Linked DNA regions of Homo sapiens: region 1 is linked to region 2. The links are chromatin contacts, found by Hi-C or POLR2A ChIA-PET in ENCODE. All regions are on one chromosome and are shown on one strand. The core of a region is the stretch at or near the end of the contact, and the rest is flanking DNA. Distances in the headings are between cores, read along the strand shown. Region 1 overlaps EHBP1 (EH domain binding protein 1). Region 2 overlaps LOC105374764 (a long non-coding RNA gene).

Evidence for each region. Hi-C counts contacts between places; a loop is a spot of excess contacts on that map. ChIA-PET counts read pairs that join two places held with the same protein, here RNA polymerase II (POLR2A). Pooled maps may share reads with other maps.
Region 1: a map of sigmoid colon shows a loop between it and region 2 (2.4-fold over the local background). The contact joins two enhancer-like sites. A Hi-C loop is called at or near these places in 1 of 168 maps with a recorded cell type or tissue (sigmoid colon) and 1 of 50 pooled maps. POLR2A ChIA-PET finds 5 or more read pairs at or near these places in 1 of 52 experiments (OCI-LY7).

The regions. Positions count from the first base shown.
Region 1 is chr2:62,998,110-63,003,151 of GRCh38, reverse strand. All of the region lies in intron 19 of EHBP1 (EH domain binding protein 1), which reads right to left. Among named protein-coding and RNA genes, the nearest start is that of EHBP1-AS1, 48 kb to the left of the region's middle. Within about 2 kb of position 3,076, at least 3 of the 41 ENCODE cell types and tissues checked have a DNase peak (open chromatin) inside an H3K27ac peak, as active enhancers do.
Region 2 is chr2:62,455,678-62,460,243 of GRCh38, reverse strand. The region is part of intron 4 of LOC105374764 (a long non-coding RNA gene); the gene reads right to left. It also overlaps a transcript of TMEM17 not described here. Among named protein-coding and RNA genes, the nearest start is that of TMEM17, 48 kb to the left of the region's middle. RefSeq lists a silencer at 2,856-3,415. Within about 2 kb of position 2,968, at least 26 of the 41 ENCODE cell types and tissues checked have a DNase peak (open chromatin) inside an H3K27ac peak, as active enhancers do.

The DNA of each region.
Region 1 (5,042 bases), core at 1,827-4,326, 540 kb before region 2:
TACATGGTCTGAAATGGTGACTAGTGACTATTCACTAACAGAATTTATATCTTACCAAACTTATAAGTCTAGGTATAATCATTAAAAACATTTTTAAAAAATCATATGGACCAAATTCGTAATTATAATAAAGTTCAGAATGCAACTTGTAGGATAAGAAATGAGAAAATGAGATAAAAGTAAATCAGAGAAAGATACACATAGTATAAAATAGTTACATGATCCCTACATTTTTAATGTCTTGGTTTCATTTTGAATTTTGTACTAACTCAGTATCTATGAGTTGGATCATAAAAATCCATCTACTTTATTCATGGAATGAACTAGCTCAGCAATAGAAGTTACATTGTTATAATAACAAGATAAGTCTGTATCTGTGATCAGTTAATGTTGGTCATCATGGAGAGAAAATAAATCACTGAGAGTAAAATTAGACTACTCTGTACTTTGATCATACAAATGCTTTTTCTTTTTTTATATCTTCTGCACATCCCTTTTCTCTTACTCATTCACAGAGCAAATCTTTTATGATCATATATAGCATTTCAGGAATATAAGTAACAACCATAAGTAAACCCTCCAGAAATGGAAAAATTTTGAGTATTTAGATTTTAATGAAGAGAAGTGACATTGACTGAACCAGCATTCATGCCACCGAGGTACTAATTTTCTATAAGTTCTTCTAATACACTGAGAAACTATACTTTTTTAAATAGCTGAGATTACATTTTTGTATTGAAAAAGATCAAGATCACATTTTCCCTTTTAAAAGTAAAACTAAAGGGCTTTAACATAGGAAGTGTACATATATATCTACTGTCATAAATTGTAAGCTGCTAATATAAAAATAACTACCTTAATTTAGAAGTCAGTCACTGAAATATTAACTAGTTTTATTTTTAACATAACTCAAAAAAACATTTTCGGGTATTCCTAAGTAGCTAGTCCCAGACTGAAAACTACCCTCTGAAGGTTATAATGTTCAAATTTGAGAACCTTCTAAAGATTAGTAAAGAGTGAGATGCTTCTTTTGAAGGGAACCTTGTTTGTATCCTTTTTATTATCCCAAATGGGGATGTTTTACAGTCTGATTTTCATGCATATTACATTGTGATGACCAGGGTAAAGAAATACTGTTAAGAGGCACATGAGCTTGTTGGGTCTCAAATGAGCCAAATAGGTTGGCTAGGTATCTTTTTGCATAAGTGAATATTGATCTGTTTCTTCTGACTTACTAATTATAAATCATAAAATGGTAATGACAGTGTCCAGAGAATTACTAGTAGAACCCCAGGAAAATCAGAAGTTCACCTCTAAGAAGATGAGAGATGAAGCAGGGATCATGTCAGGTGGTATCTGGGAGTCAGGCTCCAGAGCCATCAGACTGGGTCTAACTCCTGCTCTCCCACTTGTAAACTGTATGAATTGGGCAACTAAGTTACTTCTGTCTCTAGGCCTCAGTTTCCTCATCTGAAAAAGGTGTTTATTAATAGTCCCAATTATTACTAGACCCTATCTCATAGGGCCTTTGTTAGAAACAACAAAATATGTGTAAAGCACTTTCCACAGAGCCAAATATCTAATAAGCATGCAAAAAATATTGGCCATTACTGTCATCTTGATTTTTATTTTTTGTGGGCCCTATTCCCTGCTTTAAAGCAGCTTTAATACTACATTTGATTCCTCAAAGGAGGAGGTAAAGAAACATTCTGAAGAATGTATAGAAAAAAGTTCTTTTAATTTATTTTCTTCTCTAAGTATATTTCATATTTTTAAATGGCCAGTTAGGTTTTTGGAACAGATACTCTACGAAAAGCTACAGTATCAGTATTTTTGAGAAGGCTCATGATCCTTTTACTCAGTGCTTAAAGGTTATAAACTTGCAAGATGCAATTTTATTGTTATTCTCCGCTCAGGAATGTTTTAACTTTTACTCTCAAAATGTAAATAAAACACTGTAACTTTTAAAAAACTCAAATCATTAGATTAAATTAAAACACTGCAGTTAAAAAGTTTGATAACCATTAAAAGAAAACAGATTGGGAATGGAAAAGAAACACCATTCATTATAGCAACACTATCTGTAGCACTATAGTAAAAGGGCCCATCAGCATTTCCATTATAAACTCCATTTTTCATGGGTTACAACATTGCTGGCACAGATCCATTAGCACTAAACTTACATAAGAAGTGTCAGCTTGGAATACATGATATTTCTAACTAATAAGTTTTGCTCTTCCCAAATAAGAAATCATTACAAAGTTAAAGTACTAGAAACTAAAATATTCCTCCTCAAAAACAGTTATACACAGACGTACACACACACACACACCATTAAGAGCTGAGGAGAAAAAAATTCACTTGTATTTGCATAGGGATTTTATAGACCCCAAGGTAAAATGGCAGAAAATACTATGCCTTGAAATATAGTTTTTGTTGTTGTTGTTGTTTTGAGACAGAGTTTTGCTCTTGTTGCCCAGGCCAGAGTGCAATGGTGTGATCTTGGCTCTCACTACAACCTCCGCTACCCAGGTTCAAGAGATTATCCTGCCTCAGCTTCCCGAGTAGCTGGGATTACAGGCATCCACCACCACATCCTGCTAATTTTTTGTATTTTTAGTAGAAATGGGGTTTCACCATGTTAGCCAGGCTGGTCTCGAACTCCAGACCTCAGGTGATCCACCTGTCTCGGCCTCCCAAAGTGCTGGGATTACAGGCGTGAGCCACTACACCCGGCCTGAAATATAGTTTAAAAGAAAAAAAAAAACACACACACTCACATACACAGCATGGCTGCTCAGTATTCAAACTATCACTGATTTAGGATTACTGAACAATTTTAGAAGGAACCAGACATATAAATCCCATAGTTGTTCTATCTGTGTCGTTGGTGCCCTTTCCCAGCTCCTGCCATTCTTATCCCTGGCACCTCCCCATCTTGTTGTATGAGCCTTTTACATTCCTTTCCTACTTTCTTGCTAAGGCCTTCTGCCAACATGCCAGGAGAAATGCCCAGCAATCTGGGCCACCATCCAGGCCCCACCCATCCTGCCTCCCCCCAGGATGTAAGTAGCTTCAGCATCACAGGGGTGGTGCTTAAAATCCAATGTTGCTCAAGCTCTGGGAGCCTAGGACTCAGGTCTAAAATAACTATTAGTATTATTTAGTTATATTTGGAATTAACAGGTTTTTGTGGGTTTGTCTGGCTTGTAGACACTTACAACAGTGTTTCTTTTGGAAAATGTTTTCTGAATTCTACCTTAACCTCACAACTCATTTAAAATTGAGTACAATATTACCATATGATTCAGAAATTCCAATCCTCGGTATATACCCAAAAGAAATGAAAACAGAGATTCAGACAGATACTTGTACACAAATGTTCATAGTAGCTAAAAGTGGAAACAACCCAAATATCCATCAACAGATGAATGAATAAACAAATGTGGTATAAACATACAATAGAATATTATTCAACCATAAAAAAGAATGAAGTACTGGTACATGCTACAACATGGATGAACCTTGAAGATATGTTAAGTGAAAGAAGCCAAACACAAAAGGACAAATATCGTTTGATTCCACTTACAGGAAATAACTGCAATAAAGCAAATTCATAGAAAAAGTAGATTAAAGATTCCCAGGGGATTGGGGGAGAAGGAAATAGAAAGTTATTGCTTAGTGAGTACAGAATTCATGTTTAGGGTGATGAAAAACTTCTGAAAATACACAATGGTGATGACTATACAACACTGTGAATGTACCAAACGCTACAGAATTATGCATTTTCAAATGGTTAATTTTATATTATGTGAATTTCAAATCAGCAAAAAAAACCTGAATATAGTCAGTATCTACAAGTATATAAAAACTGAAATAGCAGATAAAGTATATTTGTTCTGTAAAGAAGATGTAGTGGGGAAAGAGGACTGAGTCAAGAGCTAGAAAACCTGAAAACCTGGGTTCAAGCCGTAACTCCACCATTCCTAATGAGATCATCTTAAGTGAGTCATTTCCCCTGTCTGAGCCTCAGTCTCATCATATAAAAAACATGGGTACTATCTGCTCTGCTTAATTCTAGGCTGAGAATCAGAAAGTACACTGAAATGTCTAACATACCAAAAAAAGGTATTATAATAAATAAAAAGTTGGAATAAACTGGAACCCAAAAGAGAAAAGGATGAATGTACCCTTTCACTTTCTAACATCTTATCTCTTACTTCAGATACTAGGTTTTAGGCAAATCTTAAAACATTATTTGTGTTGGAGGAGGTTTAAAACAGTCTAGGATGATTCTTGGAGCTTATGAACTTGGGAGACCAACTCAGTTTTGGTCTAAATCTGCAGTAGCAGATCCAGTTAGGATCAGATTCTGTCCTGTGAAGTAAGAAATATAATAAGCTCAAAAGGATTCTAGATTCAACCTGTATTCTATGACTGTCTTTCAGATTATAAAGCATCTATGGTTGGAATGGGGCCATTTCAAAGCTTGACTAGTGATATGTTGGGTAGGAAGGAGAAATTGAGTCTATTTCAGTTAGAACCCTCAACAAATCAGGCTCCAAGTGCTAAAGAGGGAGAGGAAACAGGATTTATAGCTTTTTCACTAGTGGCACAAGTCTTCTTGTATAGTAACATTGAATTTATCCAACACAATCAGGGAAGGTGGTTAAGTTCCATTTGTTTGGAAAAAAAGGAAATCTGTCTCCTTAAAATATTTACAGGAAATAGTTAAAAATATATTACAAATATTATTCAGTCTAGTAATTATATGTTTAATATAGCTAACATAGCTAATATTTTCAAAATCCCTAAGAAACCCAAGAAAAAATGCAAATATAAAACAATACATTGGTTTATGGAATCATGCTGAATCCACACAAGTATATAGGTATAAGACTGAGCATGCATGCAACTTATTAGGGGAATGATATACATGGTCTACATATTCTGGTGTAGCAAGAAGGGTCCCGTATGATAGGGCTCTGGTAGCCTGAATTCCAATCTAAGGTCTACCATGTGGTGATCTGTTTGACCTTCTT
Region 2 (4,566 bases), core at 1,719-4,218:
TGTGCAGCAGTCATTCCTACCCATTGGTTTGTTGTGAGGATTAAATAAGGTCACAGCAGCGCTGGTAGATGCTTTTCCTGAGACCAGAGTACACAGTACCTTGGCCTGATTAATTATATGTAACTATCTACAGGCTGATGTAGAAGACAGAGGCACTATTCAGTTACTCACAGTAACAGGCATGAGCCCCACTCTCCCCTATTTTCATCATGTTCTGGTTTTATGAAACGTTTACCTTACTTTGCTTGCATAAGGAAAACCATTTCATCAGGACCTGAGAAAAATCTAGTATTCAAAAATGATTATGAGTGGGGCACGGTGGTGCCCACCTGCAGTCCCAACTACTTGGAGGCCAAGGTGGGAGGATCAGCTGAGTCCAGGAGTTAGAGGCTACAGTGTGCTATGATCACACCTGTGAACAGCAACCATACTCCAGCCTGGGCAACATAGCAAGTCCCCATCTCTATTTTTACAGAATAAATATAAATTCATTTAAAATGATCATAGCAAAACAATATTTCAAAACAATATACAATGGCATTTGGGTTGATTGTATGCATTCTCTTTTTCTCTCAGGTTAGGAGCTTATGCAGACTACATGAAAATTAAGTATTACAGTTTGTTTGTAAAATAAGTTAGTGTGTAAAATAAGTTAGTTTGTAGTGATTAAAAGCATTAGCCCTGGTTAAGCTTCTTGTAAAATCCCTTGTTGTGACAGCCGGGAAAGTGAGTTAATGAAAATTCTGATGCTCTATCAAATCAGTTGGTCAAGAAACTTGGTCAGGAGGTCAGAAACATGGGCCCTGCCCGAGCAGCAAGTCACCATGACCCAGGCCAACCTGAGGACAAAGGCCTCAACTATTCCTTGAACCATGCTGATAATCAGGACATTCCGAAGAAACAAGTGATGTGGATTTCAGTGACGTAAGTAAGGGGCCCCTGAGGGTCACAACAAGGCCTGCCTCTTTGCAGCTGCAGCTGCTGCCCTCAAGAGCTGAGTCAAGGTGGAAGGCAGACCCCTCAACTACAGAAATGCTGCCTGATATTCATGAAAACCACCTCTGACTCCCAATACCTGTGGCATTCTCCCTGTCATATCTGAAATGTCTCCCTCCAGGGAACAATTATCCAACTATCTTACAATTTTCAGTCAGAAATTCTACAAGCAAGGAAACCACATGACCCAAAAATTATACTCCTGGATATTTATCCAAGAGAAGTGAAAACATATGTCCATATGAAGTCGTACACAAATGTTCCTAGCAGCTTTATTCATAATAGATTGTGAATCTGCCTTAAAGACTGAGGCCAAGTTTACTTCAAAACCAGAATTTAGTTTCTCCTCAAACTGTCTGCAGAGTTCCATCTTGGCATCACGAGGGACTCTTTTGATTAGAGAGGACAAACACATCCAAGACAGCTTTGGACCAGCTGTCACGCTCACAGATGTCTGGGAACCCCAGAGCATTGCCTCGCCCTGAGTTGCTACAGACACGGGCACGCTGTCCAGGAGTAGCAAGAACCTCACCAGAAGGCCCAACTTATCCTGGGTTCTCTCCTTTAAACATTTTCTGGCCTTACCATCAAAATCCAAGCATTCACGGTCTGAATCGCCAGAGCCAGGTTGCAGAGTGCAATGAGTCCCATTCAGCAGCACCCCATGCGTTACCACAATGCTTCGAGATGGGTCACGCTCTGCCCATTTTGCAGATGGGGAAATCAGTCCCTACAGAGGTGAAGTGACTTTCCCAAAGCCTCATGGCTGGTGGATCTTGGGCTGACATTGAACCCACGTGGTCTGGCTCCTACAGTAACTGAGGGCGTGCACTTACACGTGGAATGAACTGCTGAGAATGATCTAGGAGCTGGAGCCAAGGGGAGCAGAAGGGTCTGGTCCTGTGAGGACATGCGCTGTAGATAGGTCTGTCAGCTGGGCCAGGCTGCATTTCCTGTCGTGCTCCATCAAGAGCAGGCTTGCCTCACGGACACACCTATGCCCATCAGCTGGACTTGACACCTTCCTGGGATCCGCCCAGACTAAGAGATGGGATTTTAAAAGGCTTGAGTTCTAACCTTGGCCCTTTACAAGAATTTGCTGAGTGATTCCTCACAACACCCTCTGCAGTAAGTGCTGTTAGCTTCCCCATCTGCAGTAAGTGTCATTAGCCTCCGCATTTAACAAGGGGAGGAAACAGGTAGAAAGGAGCGAAGTGTTCCCCCATCTTCTGCCACCCAGCTAGTAGCAAAGTCAGATCTAACACCCGGGTCTTTTTCTGACCCCAGATCTGGGCTCTAATCTCTGATTTCTCTGAGGCTAGAGACATAAGCCATGAGGAAAACGTTGGTGCAACAAATGAAGGTCTTAGCTCCCTTGCAGTGGAATAGCCGTTCCTGGGTTCAGCGGCAAAGCAGTGAGGGTAGCTGAGGCTGCTGGAGGCAACCGCTCAGGCCAGGCCACAGATAAAAGTGAGAGCGCACCCAGTTAAACTAAGGCCTTAATTACAGGCTTCGTTTAGAGCCTAGCAGCAAAAGCTTGCTGCAGCCCCACAGGTGCTGGACGCTGAGGAGTTCCCACCAGCCTGGCTCAGCCCTCTGCACCCAGGCAGCCCACCCCACCCCCACCTTCCGAAGGTAGAACCACGAGGACTTCCGAATCAGATGCACTTTGGAATGTGAGATGCTCGGTAAGAAGCTCATTCCAAATCTAGAAGTTCACTGGTATCGGGATGTCCTTCTCAGAGCTTTCGGTGCACAAAGAAACGGACATCTCTGCCCCTGAGGCCGCTATTCCTCACCATGCTACCAACCCAGGCTCAGCTCTCCCTCCGGGGCCTTCCCGCCGCACCCAGCCCTTCCTCCAGGTCCGCGACGGGGAGGAAACCCGGCCAGCCTCCCAGCCCGCAACCGTCCACTCCTGGCTGCCACACCCAAGGCAGTCTCTGCCTTCTCTAGAGCGAGAGCGCAGCGGGCCAGGGGAGAAGTGGAAAGACACAAAAGGCTGCGGGGCTGGGACGGCGAAGCAGCAGCCCGCACGGCAGGGGGCTTGGCAGCGGCGCCCGGGGTCGCCGATCCCCGGCTCTCGGCCAGCCCAGCCCAGCGACCCTTTCCGCGGGGGATGCTGGCCCCTGCTGGCCGCGCGAGAGATCGCAGGGTGGCTATCGCCTCGGGAGAGCAGAGAGGCCCGGGACCGGGAAGCGGTGCCCGCCCCGGGAAAGGGGCTGAGCTCTCAGGGCAGCAGCAGCACCCGGCCCCCGCGTGGAGGTGGTTAGCCTGGAGGGGAGCTGGGAGAAGGCAAGGACGGGAGGACCTGGGCGCGAGGCCCCAAGTTCTGGTCCTGTCCCCGCCGCCACCCTGGTAACAGTGCTAGCTGCCTCAGCACCTCCAGGCTCACACGTGCTATCAAACGCCTCATATCATAGTTTCTAGAAAGGAGATGAGTCAGAAGAAAGAGGTGAGAGGTCTCTAGCATGACTGGCTCTGGTCTCCCTCCAGGGCCTACCTCCAGAAGACTTCCTTCAGCCTGATGTCTTCCTCAAGACCAGCCAACCCCGAACCATGAGCTGATGGGGCCACGTGCATTTCACAGGTTACTGACTGGGTGGGCTGAATGATGGCCCCCAAAGACAGCCAGGTCCTAACCCCTGGAACCTGTGAATATTACCCTACATGGCAAAACGGACTTTGCTGGTGTGACTGAAAGCCCTTGAGTGGGGAGATTATCCCGGATTATTCAGATGGATCTTAAATGTAATCACAAGGGTCCTTCTAAAAGAGAGGCAGAGGAAGATTTTACTACAGAAGACAAACAAAGCCATATGACAAAGGAAGCAGACAGAGAGAGAGATTTGGAAATGCTATGCTGCTGGCTTTGAAGATGGGTAAGAGGCCAAGAGCCAAAGAATGCAAACACTGCAGCTCTGGATGCTAGAAAGGGCAAGGAAATGTAGAGCCCCTGCAGGCTCTGCTTACCCCTTAATTTTGGCCCAGTGAAACTGATTTCAGATTTCTGATCTGCAGAACTGAAAGAGAATAAATGTGTGTTGCTTTCAGCCACCAAGTTTGTGGCAATTTGTTACAGCAGCCACAGGACGCTAATACATGACCCTTTACTCTCTGACTCTTGTACTCAGCACTTGGGATCAAACAGTGAACCCGATAAACCTCTACACCTCCCAGGGAAATTGACCATCTCTCTGTCTCTGGATTTTAAAAAGGAACAGCCACGTAGACATTTTATCAAAGATATATGAATGGTCAATAAACACATGAAAAGAAAATGCACAAAATCATTAGCATTAGGGCAATGAAAATTAAAACCACAATGAGATACCACTTCATACTCACTAGGATGGCTATAATAAAAGACAATAACAAATGTCAAAAGTGTGGAAGAACTATAATTTTCATATATTGCTGATGAGATTGTAACATGGTACAACTGACTTGGAAAATAGTTTGGTAGTTTGTTTGGTTTTTTGAGACGGAGTCTTGCTCTGTCGGCCAGGCTGGCGTGCAGTGGTGCAATTTCGGCTCACTGCAACCTCTGCCTTTCAGGTTCAAGCAATT